Linked DNA regions of Mus musculus: regions 2 and 3 are each linked to region 1. Evidence: chromatin contacts called from ENCODE Hi-C or POLR2A ChIA-PET data. All regions are on one chromosome and are shown on one strand. Each heading gives the region's core, a stretch centred on a gene start or an enhancer-like site at or near the end of the contact. The rest is flanking DNA. Distances are from core to core; before and after follow the strand shown. Region 1 holds the start of Xndc1 (Xrcc1 N-terminal domain containing 1). Region 2 holds the start of Inppl1 (inositol polyphosphate phosphatase-like 1). Region 3 holds the start of Nup98 (nucleoporin 98).

Region 1 (4,301 bases), core at 814-3,313:
AATAAAATAAAATAAAATAAAAAATAAAAAAAGAGAAAAAGAAAATTAGATAGGGGTAATTTACCCAGTAATTGTGCTAAAGTTAAATAAATAAATCGTAGTCAAAGTCTCATTCATTTAAAAGCTAGACTGGGATAGAAATATTCAATTAAGTTACATATGAAACCATCTCAGTGAAGAGCCATAATTAACCAACCATAAATTTTAATTTCAGCAACTTATTTATTATTCAAAATACCTCAGTTAATAGCTGCCAACTGTAAACACAGAGACTTAAAGCTAAAAGGGGCCTTGTAAAGTTATTTCTACAACCACTTCACCTTTCTAACCAAGCACCATTCAAACACCTTTAGTCTCTAACAACTGGCAAGTGAGAAACTAGGCCACCTGTTACCTGTTAGTCTAGTGTTTTCAGTTTATTCCAACCAGAAAGCAAAAGCAAAAACAAATTAGACTCATACCATACCAAGTAACTGTCATTCCTAAACCTACTCCTTGCCTCAGGCTCTTCACCAATCTAAACCACATCAAAGACATAGGAAGAGACTCTCCCTGACAATCACTACTCACTCTCCTAGTCCTCCGGTGTTATCTCTATCCATACGCTGGCACACAGAAGACCACAAAGCAACTCGACACTACCACTGACCACTTGGCCTCAGATTGCTCCTTATCGCTTACCTTCGTACTTTCCTTCAGAGCCCAGGACTTTTCATTTCTTTCAAGCTCAATGTCTCCTTCAAGGACCACTAGTAATTCAATACCTAGATTGCTAAACGCCTAGTAGATAAAGGGTTCATACCTTTTCAAGTTCACCTTGAAGGGACCGGTGAGAGAGGAGGGGGCGGGGAGGATGAACGAGAATAAGAATATGAAGTAGAAAACCATTCAACAACTGGAAAACTTTCCCTGGCTCTCTTCTCGGAACCACAATACACATAATGCAATGTCTCTTCTTATCCCATAACGACACTGTAGACTTTACAAGAGGAAGGTCTCTTGAGTTCCAAACACTTAACCCAGGTCTTGTCACAGAACTAAAAATGTTGGTTCAGTGAGCAAAATGGACTGTTTCTGCTACATGACTGTTCATTCATTCACAATCATTCATTCATTCATTCATTCGTTGACCAAAACTTTACTGAACATGCGATATGTACAAACCTTCAAATATAAGAATAAGATGGTTCCTGCCTATAATTAAAAGCTGTAATACTAGTATATTAGCATTGTGTCCCCAACCTCCACATCAAGCTGGTAGTCCTTTCCCACAGTGAAAGCCTCGGCCTTGCCTTACAGAAAAGTCCACGCCCCTCCAATTAATGCTACCTCTTAGCCCCAGAGCCTACCTTGGACCTCCGTCTTAATTACCTCAAAATCTTTAACGTCTCTCCCTAGCCTCTGCCCTGCCCTTCATCACCACCCTTAAAGCTACTGCCAACCTACTTCACCATGAACGCCTCGGGGTCCCTGAGTCAGAAGCCCTCAGATTTCCCTCACAGAAAACCCGCCTCCCCGTCAGCTCCCTTTTCCTCAAGATCTTTCCTGTTTCTCCCAGGACCTCCGGCTCCCATCCCTCACTTCCTCTCCCTCCACTTCCAAGCTGCCTTTCCTTTCTTGTCTCTCAATTCCTCTTACCTCATCTAGCTCCCTTTCCGCAAGAGCACCTCCTCCAACCTCCACCTCCACCACTGCCGCCATCTTCACGGCCGGCCCCCACCCCGGTCCCCCGCGAGCCAGCTGCTTCCGCCGCTCAAGCGCTTGTAGCCAATCGGAGGCGCGGCCTGGGCGGAGCAGCAAGACCGGCGGATGCCTGTGAGGAACCTAGAGACCGTCTACCTGCTCCTTCGGAATTAAGAAGGGGCGACTCGTGCGCTGCCAAGCTTCAGCAGGAGAGCGTTCTCGGAAAACGAAAAGTTGTTCTTGAACTATTTCATTGTAAACATGGCACCAGTCCGCACTGTGGAGAGGAAAAGGGAGAGTCCCTGAATGCGCAAATTTCGCGACACTCCCTCGCTTAGGACACGAGCAGAGACGCGTGTGCACTAAGAACTACATTTCCCATGCTGCACTGAGTCCGACCCGGAAATTTAAGTCCCACTCGCTAAGGGCGGACTGGAGCGTGTAAAAAAAAAAGAAAAAATATATATATACACGCACGCGGGGTTTTGTTATTTTGTTTTTAGATGTAGTAACTGCTGTATTTCCTCTTGGAAGTCGTCTTTCAGAAAAAGCGGCTCCCGTAGGACTCAAAACCCGTTCCTACAGTAGAAAGGCTTGGGGCCAGAAGGCGGAGGTCACGGAACGGAATTGGCGGGAGAATAAGATCCGGAGCTCCGGAGCTGAGGCTACCACGACGTAAAGTTTACGAACTCGGGTGAGAAGGGTTGGGATTTGTCATCTGGAGAGAAGTAGTGAAAGGGAGGAGGGTGGCCAACAAGAAAACGAACAGAGCACCCGGTTCCGGAGTTTTAAGCCTCAGAATCTGAGCGTTTAAGAATCAAATGGGACCTCAGTAAGTAGCAGATAATTGCTAATCATCTGGGTGTTTCTTCCTTTTACGTTAGATATGTAAGTAAGAATGAGTCAAACAAAAAACCTGTTCTCCAGGAGCTCACAACCTTGTCAAGACATAACCATATAGTTGTTACTGGGGAGGCACTTGTTAAATATTAAGTAAGAATTAGCAGAATGGAGCTGTTGCTTTGATTAAGACGAGCATGTGTGTGACGTTTTAAAGAGAGCAAGTATTCCAAGCAGAAGAAATAGCATGAGAAGATAGGAAGAAAACTTAAGCGATGATAGATTGGAAAGCCACTGTGGCTAGAAATGAGTTAGGATTCATGGAATTATATGAGTAGGATATTGAAGAAAAAGTCAGATCTGAGGCGAAATTACTAGATCAAGACAGCCCTGGCATGAGCATAATGCCTGAGATACCAACATTTGGGAGGCAGAAGGATCTGGAGTTAAGGGTTGGGCTAAACAACACAGTAAGAACTTCATCTCAAAAATACTTTCTTGGGGACCAGCAAGATGGCTCAGTGTTGGAGCTGGAGGTATGGCTCGAAGATTAAGAGAGCTTTTTCAGGAGACCCAGGTTGAGTTCCCAACACTCACGTGACAGTTCAAAATCGTTTGGAACTCCATTTCCAGAAGATCTGACACCCTCTTCTGGCTTCCTCCAGCACTAGGCACACAGGTAGTACATATATGTGCATGCAGGCAAAATATTCTTACACATAAAATATAAATCCTCGGGGTGGGTTGGGGGGAGAAAAGATGGCTCAGTGGGAAAAGGCAGTTGCTACCAAGCCTAGTGGCGTGCATTCCGTCTCCAGAACTCGTATGGTGGAGGGAGAATCTGACTCTGCAAGCTCTCTTCTGACCCCTGCACATCCACCCACACACAAATAAATGTAAAAAATAAATTTAACCAGGCATGGTGGCGCACACCTTTAATCCCAGCACTTGGGAGGCAGAGGCAGGCGGATTTCTGAGTTCGAGGCCAGCCTGGTCTACAGAGTGAGTTCCAGGACAGCCAGGACTACACAGAGAAACCCTGTCTTGAAAAAAACCAAAATAAATAAATAAATAAATTTAATAAAAAATACCGGCTAGCTTGGGTTACATAGCAAATACAAGGTCAGCAAGGACTATGTAGCAAGATCGTGTCTTTTAAAAAAAAAGAATCTTGAGAGACCCTTACCTAAAGACATTCAGATATCATTAAACACTTGTTACTAATGAATTATTGAACCTGAATGATAAATACATAAGAGTTCATTTACTTTCTTGTGTTTTTGCAGATATTTAAAGTTTTAACCTAGTCCAAGCGTGGTGGGGCATTCCTTTAATCCCTGCACTTGGTAGGTAGAGCTAGGTGATTCGCTGTGAGTTTAGATACCTGGTTTACAGTTCCAGGTTTACAGTTACAGTTCCAGGACGATCAGAGCTGCTCTACAGGGAAACCCTGCCTTGAAAAGCCCTAATAAATAAAATTTTAGTCTGGAGAGCTGATTGAGTGAATGAAGTATGGTTTTTTTGGTGTGTGCAGAGCCTGAATTCAGATCCCCAGCACCCACATAGAAATGCCAGGAGGCTGGCTGTAGTGATGAAACCCTTTAATCCTGCATCCAGGAGGCAGGGGCCAACCTGGGCTGCATAGCAAGTTCTAAGTTCTAGCCAAGACAGTATTTAAAAAAAAAAAAAAAGCACAGCAGCAGGTGGTGGTGCCTGTAACCTCAACAACACTGGGAAGTAGAGAGAGGAGGTCCTGGGGGATTTGCTGGCAAGCCCTC
Region 2 (4,301 bases), core at 1,216-3,715, 230 kb before region 1:
TTTGGAACCACCAAATCCTTTGTCATCTTAGGTATGACAAATATGTAGCAATATCTTTGTCTCCTCTCCACCAAATGCCCACAGCCCCATCCCAAGAGTAACAATCAAAATTGTTCCCAAAGGTGTCAGAAGAAGGAGAAAGATGGGACAGGAAATGGGTTGTTTAAGAGTATTTTCACTAAATCTAAACGCAAGCCCCTAATGCTTCTCACAGGGGCCCACTTAGTGTGGAACTGTGGGGCAGGGAGTAGAGGTCAGAAAGAACACTACAAACCATTACCACACACAGCTGCCAGGGGCAGTCACAGAACCTGGCCCACTCAGAAGACTGCCAAGTCTAGCTTTAGGCTCAGCACTCATCCACGGCCAGATAACCAGAGCTCAATCTAGAGCCAAGAGAGACTCACTCATTGACTCATGAAATGAAGGTTCTGAGGGCTGGCAAGATGGCTCAGCAGGTAAGAGCACTGACTGCTCTTTCAAAGGTCCTGAGTTCAAATCCCAGCAACCACATGGTGGCTCACAACTACCCGTCAAGAGATCTGATGCCCTCTTCTGGTGCCTGAAGACAGCTACAGTGTACTGATTTATAATAAATCTGCCGGCCTGAGTGAGTAGAGTTGACCAGAGCGAGCAGAAGTCCTAAATTCAATTCCCAACACCCACATGAAGGCTTGCAACCATCTGTACAGCTACAGTGTACAGAAAATAAATCTTAAAAGAAAGGAAGAAAAAGAAAGGAAAAAAAAATGAAGGTTCTGTCCCACACAGCTTCACCCTGTTGCCTCCCCCAAGTCTTCCTCCCAACACACACTATTCAACTCCACCCTACAATCATATATAGTCGCAGAATTGCCCAGGCGTCCAAACACTGGTCTCTCTGCCCCCTACTGCAGTGCTTTAAAACGAACTGCACTCATGTGGAGCATGCATCCTTTCCCTGTACATCTGGGAGAAAGTCTAAGCTGGTCTACCGCCGTCTGCCACTGTTTCTTGCCATCACACCCACCCTGAGCTTCAGAACTCTGGCCTCGGGCCTCAGAAAGTGCTCCAGGCACAGCAGGAAGTGCTCCCCTGTATCCTTCCTCCACCCAGCGATAAAGTCAAGGTCTCCCCTGGAGACAGGGCTGCAGCCCCACCAGCTACAGTCACCCCACTACCACGATTGCCACCACAACCAAGGAACACTCGGCGTGTGCCCGCCCTACTCACAGGACGCAGAGTGCGAAGGCCCCCGCCACGCTCTCGCTATCTCGCACCAGGAAGCTGCCATCGCGGCCCGCCCGAGCCAGGAGCTCCTCCGCAGCAGCGCGGCTCAGGTCACGGTGATACCAGGCTGGGGCCGGGCTGCCTAGCGCACCCCCGGGACTCGGTGTCCCACACACTGAGGCCATGGCCCACGCAGGGCTCAGCGCCGCCGATGCCTGCCGCTCCGCGCCATCCGCCCGGGGAAGCTTGAAGTCGAGGTTGGGCCCGGGTCCCGGGACTAAGGATCCACCAGCCCGAGAGAACCCAGTATGTGGGTTCCACGCTTGGCCGCGCCAACCGCCTGGATCTCCGCGCAGCCGCCGCCGCCCGCAGCGCCGGCCTCAACTTGAAGAGAAAGAAAAGTTTGTTCAGAGGCGGCGGGGGAGGGGCGGGAACGGAGCTAGGAGCTGGCCGGTCCCCTCCCCCTCCACTCGGCCCAGAGCCCGGGCCGCCCCTGCCCCCAGCCTCTCTCGGCAAGGACGATGCTCCGACAGCCCTACAGGACCCGCAAGACCAGCACCTCCCAAGTCCCACAATTATTTTGTCCCCCCACCTCAAGAAGATCCAGTTCCCCGGTACCCGCTCCGGGACAACTTGTGAGTCCAAGTTCTCGCTGGTGAATTCAATCCTTCCAACGATTCGCAATGAGATGACCCCTAATCCCTATGCAAATCTGATTCTACTACACACATCTCTTCTACTCGGCACCCCCACAGCCTTGCGGGATCAAGGTTCGGAAAGCAAGGCTCCAGGATAGACATCCACAACTACTACAACATCCAAGAGAACAAGTTCTCGTAACTCCTATAAGGTCAGAGGCCCCTTCAGACCTGAACCCCCCAAAACGATTCCTGACACATCCCACAAGATCCCAAAGAGATCCGATACCCCACCCCACACATACGCGCGCGCTCGAGGTGCCTTTCACGCACCGGTCCCCGCAGGCCCTCCAGCCTGGCAAAACCCTTCCCCCATCTCCACCAAATTGCCTGGCACCACGCCCCACACCCGCAGGCCCAGGTTTTGCAGTCCCAGACCAGGAGGACCCCCTCGACTACCTAGAAAAAAAGTTCCCTCAAGTCTCAGAGCCTCAACTACCGAACGCAGGCCCCACCTCTAGGGCGACTCGGGTTGACTCCTAGCCCGGGGAAGCCTCCCTGGACTCCCCGCGGCCACTTAAGATGGCCATCCGCCGCCACCGCGCACCCCGCGCCTTCCGCCCCGCCCGCGCCCCGCCTCGTCCGCCCGCGTCCCGGTCTCCGCCGCACGCCCGCAGAGTGACCTCGGGACAGCCTTGGCTCTTCAGTGCGCCCGAGCTTCTCGCTTTCGATAACTGGGGTAACGTTACGAGGGCGGGCTCATTGGGGCTCTGCCTGTAAAGCTCAGGGCCTGGCATGCAGCGTGCGCTCCGGGACGGCGGCTATTTTTATTATTAATTAAGGAGTAACGAAGGTGACAGCTGTGTAAACTGTAAAGCGCGACTGGGGACTGAACGGGTATTATTAGCACCGCCCCCGCTCCGGCTACTCCCTCCAAATCAACAAACTTGCGCTTCCGTGGGCCAGGTGCGAGCAGGGAGCTCCTAAGACTCTGGCTGCTAAGACCTCCCATCCACCGACCCCTGGGGCGGAAAAGGGGACCCGGCGGGAGAAGACGGGGCGGAACCCAAACAGGGCTTTGGCCCGCCCTATTTCCCCCCTAAAAAAAGACCTGGATGGTGGTGGCGTCTCCAAGGATTTCTCTTCCTGCCCCGCCCCTCTGCCCCCTGGCTCCTTAAAGGCGCAGGCCTCTAGCCGCTTGCCTACAACCACCAACTCCTAGAGTCTGTCAGGAGCATCCCTTTAACCTGGGAGAGAACTTTCGCTCTGGTAAATTGAACCTGTTGACCGAGCCTGGGGTCAACCCTGAGGAGTTTCCCTCTGTTTAGAGGATAAGCCAATTTGCATTGGCTTAACCCATCTAGAACAAAGCCTGGGACGTGACGGGTCTGTAGGGACCTTCCAGAACAGATAAATACAAAAACAGAGATCCTCCACCCACCTACCTGTTTCTCCTGGTCCTGCCAGGGCTTAAATAAAGTAACATCCTCCAATCTGTACCCAGCTCCTCCCGCCGGGAATGGAGGACGCCCACCCCAGATCCCGGGGGTGTGCAGTGGGGTCTTACTTTCCTATGCCTGTATTCCCGACCCACAGGAGGCAGAAGCAAATGGAACTCTACCTAGTTGTAAGCCAGCTTCCTTGGTCTAGACTTCCAGCCCATCCAAGACTACATAAGAGATGTGGCCTCAAAGAAAGAAAGGAGAACGAGTTGGAGAAAAGCTGTCACGACCCTCCAAAATCAATATATTTACAGCTTCCTGAGAGGACGGCGATGCTAAAGACTGTGTCATTGGGGTGAGATGGCTTAACAGGTAAAGGCGCTTTTGCCAAGTTTGAAGACTTTGAGTTGAACCCCAGGGACCCATGTGGTGGAAGGAGAGAGCTCCTGCATGTTGTCCTCTGACTTCCACACCTGTGCCAAGTCATCCATGCAGCCCACACACCTAGGCACACACTCAGAATAAACACAAATACAATTTAGCCGAAGGCTAGAGGGTGCTTCTGCCTCTGGGAAGCCACTAATAGTTTCTTTGGCTTCATCAGTAGGATACAGCACTGGGCGAAATGCAAGCTTTTGTTTCTTCTGTATCTTCCAGATTGACTTCCTAATGGACTATCCTCGTCCAAGGGACCCCAACCCAGTCAATCTATATCATAGTAGGCAGTGTGAATTTTTACCCCTTTCTCCAGAATCTCTGCTGGACTCCCGTTTCCAGCTTCCCCTTTGTAAGCTGAGAACAGAGCTAAGCAGACACATGATGGGAATAGGGAATGTGTTTTGTTTTTGTTTTTTTTTTTAATTATTTTATTTATTTATTTAATGTATATGAGCACAATGTAGCTGTCTTCAGACACATCAGATCCCATTACAGATGGTTGTGAGCCACCATGTGGTTGCTGAGAATTGAACTCAGAACCTCTGGAAGAGCAGTCAGTGGCCTTAACCACTGA
Region 3 (4,301 bases), core at 1,065-3,564, 140 kb after region 1:
TAGAATTTCAGAATTTTACAAAGCCTCTTACTAGAAATTAATCAGTATTACAATATTGATGTCCTAGACTATCACCACACAAATAATACTGTTTTCCCAAATGTGAATTTGGTGCCCTGCCAGTGTAATTAGATACCTAGGAGCTAATGGCTACCAACAAAAGCACAGAGTATTTCATAAGTACACAAACATCTAGTCTCTTTTCCAGAGTATTTCTCAGTTTAACTTTTCTGTATTTGCTCATTCACAAATACAACTAAGGAACATCTATGAGCCACATTACCTAAATATTAAGAAATATATGTATCTATGTTTTGGTGTGTGTGTGTTTTGAGAAAGGGTCTCATTATGCAGTTCTGACTGGCCTGAAACTTGCTATACGGACCAAGCTGACCTCAAACTCCCAGAGATCCATCTGCCTGTATTTCTGGAGTACTGGGATTAAAGGCATTCCCATCACAGCCAGCAAGATTAAAAACAAAACAAAACAAGACAAAACAAAACATAATCTAGTAAAATGTCAAATAGCTAAAATGTAAAATGTCTGCTACAAGCAGAAGATCAGGTTAAGTGCTATGGAAACTTACAAGGAAGAGTGAGTCAGGTGGTGATGCTCAAACTGAGAAAATGATACAGAAAACACCAAGTTACAACTTTTAAGACTTCAGTTCTCTTCTGTGCTTTTGCATTATTTGTTTTTAGGTCTTATGGTTTATATAAACATCAAAACTACAAGCTGATTGATATATTCAGATCAAAATGACAATTCCATCAAATCTTAAGTAGCAGATTTAATTTTATCAATGTATTTCCCAGTACCTCTAACACGTTAAGCCTCATTTTTTTCATTTTACTGAAATGAATTCAATTATTTCTTTTATCACGTGCATAAGTGTTTTGCCTGTGTATGCTCTAGTTCTCTGGCCTCAATTTCCATAACTGGTGACATTACAGGCCTGCACCACATCTATCTTGGTTTTATTCCCCACCCCACTTGGCTTTTTGAGTCAGGGTCTCTGCAGCCCTAGATGTCCTGAAACTCAGTATGAAGAGTAGGCTAGCTTTGTAGTCACAGAGTGCCTCCTGCCTTTGCCTCTCAAGTGCTGGGATAAAAGGTGTGCACTGCCAAGGTTAAAGCCAATTTCATCATTTTTAAAGTTTTGTTCTCAAAAGTCTATGTTAAGTCTGGATGTGATGGCAAACACCTTTAATCTCATTACCTCAGCGTTAGAGGCAGGTGGTCTCTTTGAGTCTGTGGCAAGCCTGGTCTACATAGCGAATTCCAGGCCAACCAAGGGTTGTCTCCGAAGTTAAAAAAAAAAAAAAAAAAAAAAAAAAGCAAAAAAAGTCCCCATCAGGGTACTACTAATCAAGTTATCTTACTATATATAAACGAACATGAAAACAGCTAAACTAGAAGTGTTTTTGAAAATTATGTCAAATGCTGGGTCCTTACCCCTACCAAATAGAGAATTGCCAATATTGGGAGACTGGAACATAGAGGAAGGGTGGAAGAGTATACAAATTCTACTAGACTTGAATCAAGACACCTGGATTCTCTTCCTCTACCTACCTCCCACTAATAAAGCCTCTGTACTTGAGGCAGAGTGGGGGCGATTGACAATTTAAACGCTTATGGCTCCAGTTACTCAGAAATTCAATCTTTCTCACCTAGGTTTACACGGAACAGAAAGAACCCTTCATTTTATTTATCAGACAATTGTCAGTGTCTTAAAAAGCTAAACACAGTTCTGACTCACTCAACCCTCTGGTTGAACCCTAGACAAAACGTGTCCTGTAGAGTGGTCAAGGAAGTGACGGGGAGACCTCACTGAAGTCCCCCCAAGGCACCACCCTGCAAGGGTCTGCCTACCGCGGGCTGCTCACCTCCACCCAGCGAATGAATGAGTAGCACCGGAGAAAGCGAGGTTCACTCAATGTGGGCTGCGACCCGAGACCCCTCCGGCCTACGCCCCACACAGTTGGATCCCCTCCCAGGGCCTCCCGAGCCAGGCCGCAGGCCCCGGGCCCCGCCCCCTCACGCAGGCCCGAAGGAGCGCGCCCGGCACGAGACTCGGCGGCGGAGAGGGCCCCGGGCGTCCAGCGCAGATGCCGGTACAGAGAGGAAGATCTACCCGCCCAGCCCCGGCAGCGCTCCCGACTTACAGCGGTGCGTCTGGAGTGAGAGCCCAGGTCCGCCCGTCACCCGCCGCTCACCGCGCGGCCTCCAGAAAAACCGTCGTCGCCGCCGCCGCTGCCACCGACCGCCGCTTCGGGCGCAGCGCGCAGAGGCCTGACTGCGTCACACGCCGTCCACCGTCAGAGATCGGCTCCGGCCGCTCCGCCCTTGGCGGCCGGGCATTGGCGGGCCGGTCCGCCACTCGAGGCCCACACCGTTATTCATTGGGTGACGATCCTTTTGAAACCGAACGTGGAGGCGGTCTCTGATTAGGAACGGAGGGGAAGAGGAGGAGCGTAAGGAATTGCCGGGAAAGGGGGGGGGGGGGGGGAAAGGAGGGACGATGGGGAGGGATGTAGAGTCCCACTCCCTCTGCCGCAACGGTTGGCTGAGAGAGGCTCATGACGTCACACAGGCCCCTCGAAGAGGGCTGGTGCGTGGCTAGAGGAGTGAGCACCAAACCGCAGTGACGCTGTGTCCAGGCCCCGCCCCCTTCCTTGGAGCGCGGAGACTCGCTACGGAAGCTCCGGCCAATCAGAAGGAAGTCCCAAGGATGACCTGGTAATTGTTCTATCCTTCTCTAGCTCCTGTCTGCGGGCAATGATGGGAAGGCTCCTTGGCCACCTAGCTTGCACTTGGAGAGCCGGAGGACCCTTCCTGGAAACCCATCAATCCACAGATTGTCTGCAGACACTCCACTCCCCACTGTTCTTTCCAGCGCAAGCCAGCCCTCGCCGTACACTTTCCCCCTCTGAATCTCTAGAATAGACCTGAGCAATGGATTTGCCTTAACAGAGCTTGAGCCCAATGAGGAGATTCTTGGCCCTTCAGCCTCAGCTGCACTTTCAGAATCTATACTTGTTCTGGGTTTCTTGCGGCCTTCTCCAGGACACATTTGGTAACCTTTACAAGTCCCGGTGAAGTTCAGGCAGTCTGCTTGTAAAGACCTTGTTACTTTGTATCTTATTTATTTTCCGTTCTATGCCTCCTCCCTCCCCTGATCTGGGCCAAAGCTTCATTTTCATCCTTTTGGTGTCTTTTCTCCTAGGATCTAGCAGAGAGCAGAAGAGTGGGCATGTTCTAGAAACCAGACCTCTCTAAATTATTGAGGTCTCACAGATAACAGGAGCTGTGTTAAAAAAAAAAAAAAAAAAAAAAAAAAGAGGTACATACTACCTCTCCACCACGTCCTGGGAAATCAATATAGAACTGAAACGAGATTTGCTAAGAATTTTAAATGATTCCCTCAAACAAAAACATCTTAAAGGAGCTGGAGAGATAGATGGGCTCAGCGATTAAGAGCACTGGCTGCTCTTCCAGAGGTCCTGAATTCAATTCCCAGCAACCCCATGGTGGCTCACAACCAACTGTAATGGGATCTGGTGCCCTCTCCTGGTATACATAAAATAAATAAATCTCTTTTTTTTTTTTAAAGACAGTAAATGGAAGAAACATAATATATTGTCGATGTTCAGTATATACTTGAAAGAATAATGTATAAATCGCCTAACAGGAAAAGCTAGTTTGAACATCCATCTGTAACCACCATCCCTAAACCACTCTGTCCAAACACCCTGCTTTTCCATCACTCCTCCTTGCCTTTACTCTAAATCAGAAAGTCATTAGGTGGGGTATAATAGCCAAGATCTGTAATTTCAATTCTTAGGTAGCTGAGGTAGAATATGAAGCTGAAAGCCAGCCTGAAATACATGAAACTGTCTTAAAAACAAAATAAACAACAGTACTCAGGGTTTTATTTTTGAATCTTTACAGTGGCTCTCTTGCCACCATCCAAACCTCTGATTTTTTGGTTCTTCAGTCTTGAAATGCAACTACATTTAAACCTGCCCTGGACATTTATTTTAGTGTTCTTAAGAGTTGGCACATAGTTGATGTACCTTACAATTTACATATTTGTTGCATAGGTGAGTGAATTATTGTTTTAGCAGCAAAATAATAGAATTGTCGAACTTCAGAATCAGAGAACCCCCAGTTTAAATCCAGGCCCAACTATGATAATATGGGGAAAATCCCCAATAATTCTGGACATCAGTTTCTTTGTCTGTAAAATAAGGATAATTTTGCTTGACTTACAGACTGTTGGGAGAATGAAATGAAAGGA

What was found. Hi-C counts contacts between places; a loop is a spot of excess contacts on that map. ChIA-PET counts read pairs that join two places held with the same protein, here RNA polymerase II (POLR2A).
Region 2: POLR2A ChIA-PET joins it to region 1 with 10 read pairs in Patski. The contact joins the promoter of Inppl1 here to the promoter of Xndc1 in region 1. A Hi-C loop is called at or near these places in 1 of 37 maps with a recorded cell type or tissue (heart). POLR2A ChIA-PET finds 5 or more read pairs at or near these places in 2 of 5 experiments (Patski and embryonic stem cell).
Region 3: POLR2A ChIA-PET joins it to region 1 with 18 read pairs in embryonic stem cell. The contact joins the promoter of Nup98 here to the promoter of Xndc1 in region 1. POLR2A ChIA-PET finds 5 or more read pairs at or near these places in 3 of 5 experiments (Patski and embryonic stem cell).

What each region holds. Positions count from the first base shown.
Region 1 is chr7:102,063,428-102,067,728 of GRCm38, forward strand. Xndc1 (Xrcc1 N-terminal domain containing 1) reads left to right here and starts at 2,064. Exons shown (of 11, transcript NM_001286689.1): 1 at 2,064-2,377. Rnf121 (ring finger protein 121) reads right to left here and starts at 1,738. Exons shown (of 9, transcript NM_029211.3): 1 at 1,639-1,738. The coding sequence starts at 1,701. It overlaps Xntrpc (Xndc1-transient receptor potential cation channel, subfamily C, member 2 readthrough), which reads left to right and starts at 2,064. Exons shown (of 22, transcript NR_104582.1): 1 at 2,064-2,377.
Region 2 is chr7:101,835,359-101,839,659 of GRCm38, forward strand. It overlaps Inppl1 (inositol polyphosphate phosphatase-like 1), which reads right to left and starts at 2,466. Exons shown (of 29, transcript NM_001122739.1): 1 at 2,363-2,466; 2 at 1,213-1,593. The coding sequence starts at 1,394. It overlaps Gm10602 (a long non-coding RNA gene), which reads left to right and starts at 900. Exons shown (of 2, transcript XR_003946663.1): 1 at 900-2,059; 2 at 3,444-4,301.
Region 3 is chr7:102,207,852-102,212,152 of GRCm38, forward strand. Nup98 (nucleoporin 98) reads right to left here and starts at 2,315. Exons shown (of 33, transcript NM_001287164.1): 1 at 2,167-2,315. It also overlaps a transcript of Pgap2 not described here.